2 separate regions of the Homo sapiens genome follow, and region 2 is linked to region 1. A link is a loop called in an ENCODE intact Hi-C map of the cell type or tissue named here. Cell type or tissue: IMR-90. All regions are shown on one strand. Links, peaks and the distances in the headings refer to the core of each region. The heading gives the core; the rest is flanking DNA.

Evidence for each region. Peaks named below come from ENCODE experiments on the same cell type or tissue, not always from the same donor. Only the 100,000 strongest peaks of a DNase experiment are listed, where the experiment ranks them.
Region 2: it touches region 1 in a loop (3-fold over the local background); 30 of 110 quality-filtered maps call a loop at or near these places.

Annotation. Positions count from the first base shown.
Region 1 is chr7:131,101,396-131,106,774 of GRCh38, forward strand. The region is part of intron 2 of LINC-PINT (long intergenic non-protein coding RNA, p53 induced transcript); the gene reads right to left. Among named protein-coding and RNA genes, the nearest start is that of LINC-PINT, 5.8 kb to the right of the region's middle. RefSeq lists an enhancer at 3,257-3,306 and silencers at 4,321-4,420, 4,571-5,040. In IMR-90, for the core only: a CTCF peak has its summit at 2,815; DNase peaks (open chromatin) are centred at 2,796 and 5,016; H3K4me3 peaks cover 1,121 bases; H3K27ac peaks cover 522 bases.
Region 2 is chr7:131,247,071-131,252,449 of GRCh38, forward strand. It overlaps a transcript of MKLN1 not described here. Among named protein-coding and RNA genes, the nearest start is that of MKLN1-AS, 78 kb to the right of the region's middle. In IMR-90, for the core only: a CTCF peak has its summit at 2,394; DNase peaks (open chromatin) are centred at 2,101 and 3,481; H3K27ac peaks cover 695 bases.

The DNA of each region.
Region 1 (5,379 bases), core at 282-5,281:
ACTATATATATATTTTTTTTTTCAAAGCCTAGTAGGGGTTATCTACACAATTAAACATTTTCTATTTACATTTTAAATATCCCATTTGACAAGCTTGTAACTTGGGTGCTAGGATTACCATAGAAAAAAAATCACAGAATACATGAGATTTGGAAGCTGAAGAAAGAAATGTTTCCATTCCTGTTTCTCATGGTTAAGTTGTTTTGTCAATGTCCTGCCACACTAGAGGTAATATCTTCAGTCCTTTTTTCAGACTCCATTAACATACACAATTACCAAACAAACTTGGATTTTACAACCCAAACTTTCTAACATAGTTCAGCGCATGATTTTATTTTATTTTATTTCCTCTGAAGAAGTTATCATGGGCCAGGTGCCATGGCTCACGCCTGTAATCCCAGCACTTCGGGAGGCCGAGGTAGGGAGATCACCTGAGGCCAGGAGTTCGAGACCAGCCTGACCAACGTGGTGAAATCCCATCTCTACTAAAAATACAAAAATTAGCCGGGCGTGGTGGCGCACACCTGTAATCCCAGCTACTAGGGAGGCTGAAGCAGGAGAATCTCTTGAACCTGGGAGGCAGAGGCTGCAATGAGCTGAGATCGTGCCACTGCCCTCCAGCCTAGGCAACAGAGCGAGACTCCAACTCAAAAAAAAAAAAAAGAAGTTATCATGGATGACTGCACAATGCAATAGAAACAACTACTTCCATTTGATGTATACTTCCAACTCTCTCTGTATGACCTGAGCACCAAATCTTCTTGTGACTTTATTTTTCAATCTGTCATCAAATAAGTGTAACAATTCCTGCTACATATCTTACCAGAAAGAAATCAGAGTCACAGAGCTAACAATAGTACCCCTGGAGAGACTGCGTTCCTTGGAAGAACTATAAAGCCACTGGTGTAGTTACTCGTTACTTCTCTTCTCAGCTCCATGTTACAGCCTCTGAAGCTAAACTGGAAGGCTTAAGTTAGTTGAACATTCATTCATTCATTCAAAACATATTTATGAGCACTGATAGGTGTCAAGTAGCATATTAGGCCTTGGAGATCAATGGTCAGCAAGACAAGCACAGTTCCTTCCCCTCACAATGCATCTCAGAAAAGTACTGATTCAACTCATAGGACTTTCATTTAGTGTATACACCAAGGGCTCACATCCATTTGTAAATAATTACTCATAATCATAATTACTAATAATCACTCTACTCTGCTCCTGAAAAAGGAAGACCACACGCACTACATGAAAAGCCACAGAACACACGAATGCTCCATAATATGAAGGCCCCACATAGGCCAAAAATATCACCCACTAAGCACCTTATAATCTATGAACGGGAAGCATGGTGTTAAGCCCTAGAAGATGACTGCAGACTTTTAAAGGCAGAATACCTTAGCCTAAATGATGACCTGTCAATTACAGGACATATCTTCTGTGACTGCAGACTTTTAAAGGCAGAATACCTTAGCCTAAATGATGACCTGTCAATTACAGACATATCTTCTGTAACTGTGCCATCCAATACAGTAGCCATTAGCAGCTATTTACATTTATCAATTAGAAATTCAATTCTGGCTAGGCGCAGTGGCTCACACCTGTAATCCCAGCACTTTGGGAGGCCGAGGCGGGCAGATTGCTTGAGCCCAGGAGTTCAAAACCAGCCTGGGCAACATGGCGAAATCCCACCCCTACTAAAAACACAAAAATAGCCAGGCATGGTGGCAGGCCCCTGTAATCCCAGCTACTCGGGAGGGCTAAGGTGGGAGGATCGCTTCAGCCTGGGAAGCAGAGGTTGCAGTGGGCCAAGATTGCACCACTGCACTCCAGCCTTGGTGACAGAACAACACCGTCTCAAAAAAAAAAAAAAAAGAAAGAAAGAAAAGAAAAGAAATTCAGTTCGTCAGTCACACTTAATGTGCTCAATAGCCACAAGTGGCTAGTGGCTACCACACTGGATAACACAAATTTATAAATCATTTCCATCCTCTCCAAAAGCTCTATGGGACAGTGCTGCTCTACAAATACCTCTGTAATACTCAATCTGAAAATTACAGCAATGAAATGTGATGAAGCACCTGTGCTCTGTTATGGCACATCAAAGCATGTCCACTGGTAATGTAGTACTAGTTCTTCCTTCCCAAGTAAATCGAAAAACAAAAACAACCTTGGGCATCTCCTCCAGCATATATTAGTAACCAAGAAAGTTCACACCGTCCAATCGGCCAGTGAAGGATGAAATTCGCAAACAAGTGAAAAACTGATATTTTGCCCCTTCCTATTTCTTTGATAATGTGTTACTATTATTGTGTATTTTCTGTGTAAGTTTTGTCTTGGGGTGCTTTCAGCTGTGTTTTTAGCCTGGTAGCAAGCAGCAGAGAAGGAGGTGAGGACAGTTCAGAATGAAGATGAGTGATTCAGGAAAACACCGACACAGATAATGCAACTTAAATGGAAGTAAATGTAATTGCGACCAATGCAATAAACTTAAGTGCTTACTGTGTGCCAGTGATGTGCAGATAAACAAGTCACCATTCTCACCTTTGAGGTGCCCAATATGTAACAAATACAATGAGATATGCTGTGATATAATGCAATAAGACAAGCATATATATAATGCAGAGATGACGCAGGGAGGGTATTTTTTAAATGGTTTCTGAGGAGAAATCAGGGAACATTTCCTGAAGGAGGTATCCAAGAAGCAGAAGAGCAAACTAAGCAAAGCCATGCGCAGGAATCCCAAGTGGTTTGGCAATGCTGGTGAAAAATGTGTTTCGTGGTAAGGAGGATGGGGGTGGACAATGGGAGGAGGGAGATGGGGCTAGAGAGCTATTTCCACACCAGACCACAGATACTCACGTTCCAGTCAGGTTTGCCTGAGTAGGTCTATAAGCCTTCCTCATCAAAACTGCAAGTAATATGAAAACCAATCCCTAAAGTATGCTAAATAATATACCCATGCCTGCCATAGAGGTAACAATATTTGACAGCAATCAACAGGAATATAAAGTTCTTTGTGACACGGTACCTCTTAATAATACATACTGGTCACAAATACACTGTAGCTAGTATCATTTGTTTTCAGGGAGAAACCTCTGTTTACTATGAGTTTTCTTTGGAATCTCTGTACAGAAAATACTAATGAAATGGACTACTCCCACATCTAAACGTCCCACCAACAGTTTATCTGACCAGGAGACAAATCAAACAAATTAAGGGGAGAAAAGAGATGTAACGGCAAAGTTTCTCTACTCCAGACTAGTTGTTTTTTTTTTTCTCCAAAATGCTAATGGCAGAACTTCTGCTACTCTGTACTGTACCGCACCTCTGGGTACATCCAGCTGTGACCACACCACAACTGTATCGCATCCAGCAACCTAAAGTACTCTTGTGGTTGCTCATGTAAATACTTGGAAAATATCTGCCTCTTCCGGACTCTCCCCTTCACATTATAGAAATGCTCAAGTCTCAAAAACAAAACAAGAAACTTCCAGAGAACCTATTCACTTCAAATTACGGAGATCCCCTCTCTCCTTGATCCACAATAAACTTCTGGAAAAGGTCGCCTACAGGCCTTAAAGAATCACCACGATTTTCCTCCCCTATACAAGCAAAGCTTTTCAGACAAAAATCTTAACAGTAGAAATGTACCCACATAAACAAGCTGGCCCTCAGGCAAACATTACTACTATTCACACAAACATGGGGCCCTTAGGCAAAGGTACATTTTCCACGAGGCATATGTGACTGTTGAAAGTAGGGGTTTTGAACTCGACCTCCCTAGGTCCTAGTCACAGTAGTCCTCCCTGATTAACTCCGAGCTTCCACTCCTCCTCCAACTATAAAATAGGGGTAACAGTACTTCTACGAGTAGATCCATGTTTGGGGAGCCGCAGTATCTGACACAGAGACCCCACTGAGTGACAGATGAATACGTGTTAGCTATTTTAGCTATTTTTACTATTTTGTCCCTAAATAGATGTGATTTCACAAGTAGCTATTCCATCAAGCTGGTTACTTCTATAAATTCTCACTGCACCAAAATCACTTATGGGGAAGAGGGGGTTAAAAATACACTGTCCAGGCCCTATGTGGATGTGGGTCCAATTGGTCTGGGATTGGGCTGGCGTTAGAATCCTTCTTAAAGCACTCCAGTTGGTTATTACACGCAGCCGGCCTTCAGGAGCACACAGAAGTGTCTACCCGTCCACCGGGATGTACACACCACCTGTAAGGTCCGAGTTCTGAGCCGAGCAGCGCAGGCAGGTCCTCTCTCCTGGACTAGGCTCCCCGAAGCGCTGCGACGACAAACCTAGCACTGCTCGCCGAGAAGCGCCAAGCCCCTCAGCCAGCGCCGGGGCACCCGCGCGGCAGGGCTCCATCGGGGGCCACACGCCCCCTCGCGCGCCCTCCGCGGGCGCAGGCCCCTCCGGCCCGTGTCACCGCGCCCTCGCCTCCCGCGCCCCGGCCCCCTCCCGCCCACGGCACGTGACTCGACACGCGCCAGCTGCACGCGGGCTCCATCAAAACAAAAACAGAGGAGGCCGGCCGGGCGGCGGCGGGCGCGCGCGGGGGCGGCAGAGAGCGGGCGCGCCCCCGCTGCCCGGCGCCGCGACCGCGCCTCCACCGCCCCGGGCACCGCCGGCCGCGCGCCCCGGCAGGCCGGGGGCGGGAGGGCAGAGGGCACCACCCTGTTTACCGCCACGGCCCCGCCCCGCCAGCGCCCGCTCCCGGAAACGGTCTCCCGGGAGAGGGCCGGCGAGTGCGCACCCACCCGCGGCGGGGAACGCCGGCCCTGCGTGGGAGGCGCCCGGCTCCGGCGGCCCGCCGCCCCCGGCTGCTGCGTGTCACCCCCGTCACGACTCTGCTACGCACTTCGCCCCCAGCTTTCAGCTCCGGCGCTTCCGCAGACCCCTCACGTGGCTGCCGCCTCCCTGCCATGGCACTCCCCGGCGACCGGGGCTGCGGCCCCTAGCGCTGCGAGGGATCCCGAGCCTGTGCCCACCCCACCTTGGACGTCACCCTCCTCGGACCACCCAACCCACACCTTCCGCCTAGGGCGGGGCGAGGGGAGGACGGCTACGAGCTGTCAGGAGCCTCCAGCTTTCCCCGTGACGAAGCTCACCCTCGCCCTGATGTCGCCACTCACCCAGCAGCGGGCTGCGAGCTGGAGCAGACGTTAACACCGAGGGAGGACTGAAGGGAACGTCTTGATTTTTCTCCTTAATTTGCCACAGACACAGGGAAAAAAAAAAAAAAACAAAAACAGCAGACGCAGCTCTACCTTTGCGCTGGCTTTAAAGCTTTTAAGCTCCCCACGTCATCCTACCCCATGCAACAGACTTACCGAATAGCAATGCCCACCCCACACACCTGCTA
Region 2 (5,379 bases), core at 93-5,092, 150 kb after region 1:
GTACAAGTTTTGTTTTGTTCTGTTGTTTATTTTGGTTAAACAAACACTATGGAGCACTTCCAAGTACTCTGAGTTGTAACTTCTCATTGTGTTAAGATACATGAAGCAGAGTTGGAAGATGCCTACTGAGAGCTTTTTTTTACCTTTTCTTCTTTTTCTTTTTTCTTTTTTTTTTTTTTGTCACCATGGCTGGAGTGCAATGCCGCAATCTCAGCTCACTGCAACCTCTGCCTTCCGGGTTGAAGCGATTCTCCTGCCTCAGCCTCCTGAGTAGCTGGGATTACAGGCACACGCACCACCACGCCCAGCTAATTTTTGTATTTTTAGTAGAGATGGGGTTTCACCATGTTGGTCAGGCTGGTCTCGAACTCCTGACCTTGTGATCTGCCTGCCTGGGCTTCCCAAAGTGCTGGGATTACAGACGTGAGCCACCATGCCTGGCTTACTGAGAGCTTTATATGTGTGAAGGTGCTTGTGATTTCTGTTTACCTTTGCCCCCTCAAATACAATTATACCTTCTAAGTTGTTGACTGATGCCACTTCCACCGCTCCTAAATGTCCAATCAAAACTGCCCCAGTATGAGGCAAATGACTGGGTTGTTCCTTGGTTTCCACATTTCCTGTCTCATCTCTGTTAGAACCTTACAGCTGTTAAAATTATTTATTTCTATAGTAGAAGTTATTAGACTAGTAGTATTCCCATTTGAACTGGCAGGGTTTTGTCTTAGCGTTAAGAAATAGATTTGTACATTTCCCCCATTTATGATGTTTAATGCCTTTAACTTCTCTCTGCTACTGCCTTTTTTGTTTTGTTTTGTTTTGTTTTGTTTGTGCGTGTGTGTGTTTGAGACAGGGTCTCACTCTGTCACCCAGATTGGAGTGCAGTGGCACCATCATGGCTCACTGCAGCCGTGAACTCTCGGGCTCGAGCAATCCTCCTACCTCAGCCTCCCAAGTAGCTGAGACTACTGGCATGTGCCACCACACTCAGCTAATTACATTTATTATTTATTTATTTATTTATTTATTTATTTTTGTAGATATGAGGCTTCCCTATTTTGCCCAGGCTAGTCTCAAACTCCTAGGCTCAAGTGATCTGCCTCCCTCGGCCTCCCAAAATGCTGGGATTACAGACGTGAGAAGAAAAAAAAGAATATAATCAGCTACTAATAGTAAAATAGAAATGTTGAAGACAGTGTCTTGCCTCTAATTGGTATTTGTTTTTTAATAGAGTCAAAGGAAAGAGTCTCTACTGGCAAAAATGTAACTCTCAGCCAGCTAGAGATAGTTACCCCTCTATCTCTGCTGGTACCCCAGTTATCCTTTCTACAAACGAAATTGCCTTATGGGTTCTTATACTGAGCATAGATGCAACAACAAAAAAGTCAATATTATTGACTCTCATCCATTTGCCAAGCACCGTGCTAAGTGCTTTCACATACATTTTCTCATTTAATGGATCTTTTGCTTACTTACTGTAGGGGGTAGAAGTGAGATTGTGCCTTTGTGTTGCTCCGTCCTCTACCTAAAGGGTTTACCTCTGTGTAAACCCTTTACTGGTAGCAAGGGAACTCAATCTGAAGCAAAATCCATTTTTTTTCTCATCTCGTCCAGGTTCACCGTGAAAAGTTGGTTGGTTTCTCATTTCTGGAGAAGAGATGTGTTGCTGATTTAGGAAAAAGTGGATGGAACAGGGATGAAGGCTGAATGCTGTTTAATACCACACTATGTACCCACATGGGTGGGCACCTGCCTCTGCTGAGAGGTCTCTCTTGTCCTGGCTTCTTTCCCAGATAATCTATTATATTCTCTGGGAACAAGAATCCATATACATTCAAGTCTTCCTTTGATTTACTTACTTATCTATGAACACTGGTCACTTACCACTTTCCTCACCTTCTCCCACCCCAAGAAACCCTCTCCTGGAGAAACATAACTGGTCTTTTCCATTCCTGAGATTACCTGCCATTTTCTCCTCTTACAATGATTCCAAATCTTGGACTCCACTAAGGAAAACATAGCCTGAGTGAAGTTACACAACCAGTGAGAAAGGAATCTTCCCTGGGCAATGAGATGAGGGCTGACTCACGATCTCAGCTCTTAGGAATGGCTCTCCAGCTGCTGACAGAGGCCACATGGGTTCAGCCATGAGGTCATTAAGGATCTCCCTGGTGACTAACAAAATTGGGGCAGCCAGGGATAGCCAGAGCTGAGCTGGGGCAACTGACCCATTTGTTGAAGTGCCCTCCAGGATGGAGGCCAGCAGTCCAAGTTGCAATGCCTTGGCAATGTAGCACTCACAGCTGGTGCAATCTGGAGGATGATTGGCACCCAACAAAAGAAGTCTCTGGTAAAGGATGTACTTATAATCACTGTGTGGAGACATGTTTATTCCAGATGCCCATTCTTCATTCTTTCACTTATACAACAGACATTTGACCTTGCTAGGCACTGAGCTGGAGGCTGGTATATTCCTTGTTCTCAAGGAACTGACAGTTTAGCAGAGAGGCACAATGGGGACAAGCACAGGAAGCATTAGGAGAATTCAGAAGAGCACTTACCTCAAATTGGAGAGTCAGGAGCGCTCTCCCAAGAATGCATGGAAGGCTTATACAGAAAGGGAGGAGAAAGGGCCCTCCAGGTAGAGTGGCAGCAGTGCCCAGCCACAGAGACTAGAGAGAACACGTAGCTCCTTGGGGATGCAAAGGGGGTTGTTGTGGCTGACATCAGAATATGCAGGGGAAGGGGCAGGAGATGCTGCTGGAGAGGGGAGCATGGCTCAGATTATAAGTGTCCTCTTGCCCGTCATGCTGGCAGGTCAGAATTCTATCTGGAAGGGTCAGGAACCACTAACTGACTTTCTGTCAGGGAAGGAGAGGGGCAGGTCTGCCTTTTGAGGACGTTTTCTCAGTGGTTTAATGTGAAGATTGGATGCAAAGAAAGCAAGCATGAAGTACGAGGACCACTTTGTAGAATCATGCAGTAATTGAAGAAGGAAATAATGTGGGCCCAGCCTATAGCAGAGACCACGGGGAAGCAGAAAAAGAAGACTGGGAGAGATATAAAGGAGTTGCCCCAACTGACCATGGCGATCAGCCACAGGCGAGTCCTGAAGAGCTCAGAGGGGCTTCAGCTTTGGTGGCTGGGGGGAGATGATGGGAGGAGAAGGCTTGCTGGAAGGAGATGATGAGTGCAGGCTGAAGCGGGAACCCAGGGAAGAGACCCTTCCATCGGCCTGAATATTAGTGGAGGAAGGTCAAGGCAACTCAGTGGAGTTGGGGACTCCCCCGGTGTCCCCTAAAGGAGGCTTGGTGACAATTCCAGATCCCACTAGCTAGAGAGGAAGAGGCTCCTAACACATGGCCTGGCTTGTTAAGACTGAATCTTGCAGGACCGAGGCTGCAGATGAGAGGTCTCTAGTACCTGCAGCCAAGCAGGGCCTGACAAGCTGTTTCCATGGAGATGTGGTGTACGCAGGAGGGAGTGAGTAGGAGGGCTGATCCATTCCAGAGCCTTGGGTCACAAGGCTGTGGTGGGCTAACAGATAAACAGGAAAAAGACATAGTCAATCAGAAAAGGATGTTCAAAACAATTTGCAGTTAATTGGGGGTTGTATCGTCATAATTCTAGATTAAGTCTAACAATTGAGAAGGATTGGGGTAAGCCACTTAATGATCCTGCTAGTTATTTTAGGTACGACTTGATGAGGGCACAGGGAAGCAGATGCCGACTCAGGCTAACTCCAAATGTACGTACACCATCTTAAGTCCTTCTACATCCCTGGACTCCAAGTTGCTGCATATCACTCCCAAGTGTGAGTAAAGTAACAGGTTTCTGGAGAAACAGGTATAGATATGGGAAGTTAATTTTTTTTTTTGTTTGCCATGCTAATAGCAGTAATACACAGAAAACCTGCAGAGCTCTTCAGAAAACTCAGATGCTGGTGAAGCCTCAGATCAGATGTTGTTATTAAGCAATTTGAAGACTGTTCTGGACAGACAGCCAGCAGCAATGGGGCCCAGATGTGTGTGTGTGTGTGTGTGTGTGTGTGTGTGTACCATTTTGACCATCTTAAAGTGTATAATTCAGTGGCATTAAGTATATTCGCAATCTTGTGTAACCACCATCACCATTATCTATTTCCAAAGCTTTACCATCTTCCGAAACAAAAACTCTATAATCATTAAGCAAGAAATCCCCTTTGAGCACCAAAGATATTAAACGACCTTATTGTGCTGCAACAACACTGCCTACCGGGCAGGGTGATGTTTTGGTTGCTGCACATAAGAAAGCTGGGTTGGCTTTGGCCGGTTGCTCTCAATTCACACATAGGGGTTTTTGGCCAAAGTCCTCATCTTATACATGAGCTTATTAGACCTAGTCTTTGGGAAGTGACTGACTTTAACCATTGTAATGACTGTTGGGACTTGCTGACCTCCATCTCCAAGGTATTCAAATGGCTGATGGCGGTACTTATTAAGATCAGTAAAAATGAAGTCAGGACCATAAGGCCCTCATAAAGATTCTGCTGGAGGCAAACTTTGCTCCAAAGTTAGTTGGGCATAATTGTAAAGTGAATTGTCTAGGAAGCAACATTTTCTTTTTTTTTTTTTTGAGATAAGGTCTTACTCAAGTCTTGCCCAGATTGGAGTGCAATGGTGTGAACAAGACTCACTCCAGCCTTGTCCTCCTGGGCTCAAGCGATCCTCCCACCTTAGCCTCCCAAGTAGCCGGGACTACAGGCACATGCCACCATGCCCAAGAAATTCTTGTATTTTTTGTAGAGATGTTTGTAGAGATGTTTTGCCATGTTTTCCAGGTTGGTCTTGAACTCCTGGGCTCAAGCAGTCCACCTATCTCACCCTCTCAAAGTGCTGGGACTACAGGCATGAGTCACCACTCCCAGCCCCAACTTCATTTTAGGCAACCAAAAACAACAGTGCCTAGGGAAGATGAGGCATAATTCTGGTTTAAAATGGTAGACCATGACCAGAAGATCAGAACCTGAAATCCCAAATGTCCTATTCCCCTTTTTTCACAAATTATATATAGGCCAAGTTTCAGTCTGGAGTTCACAAACTCAAAGCAGCAATAGCCCAAAAGCCCGGACAGATACCTCACAGATGCATGGTGTCCACCACGAAGAACAGTAGGGGGAAAAACAATGGACTTGATTTAATGAAAATTGCTCCACTATAAACACAATGTAAACCACATGCATTGTTTTGGGGATCATAGTGAAAGGACTTTTTTCTTTTCTTTTTTTTTTTTTTTTTGAGATGGAGTCTTGCTCCATCACCCAGGCTGGAGTGCAATGGCATGATCTCGGCTCACTGCAACCTCCGCTTCCTGGGTTCATGTGATTCTTCTGCCTCAGCC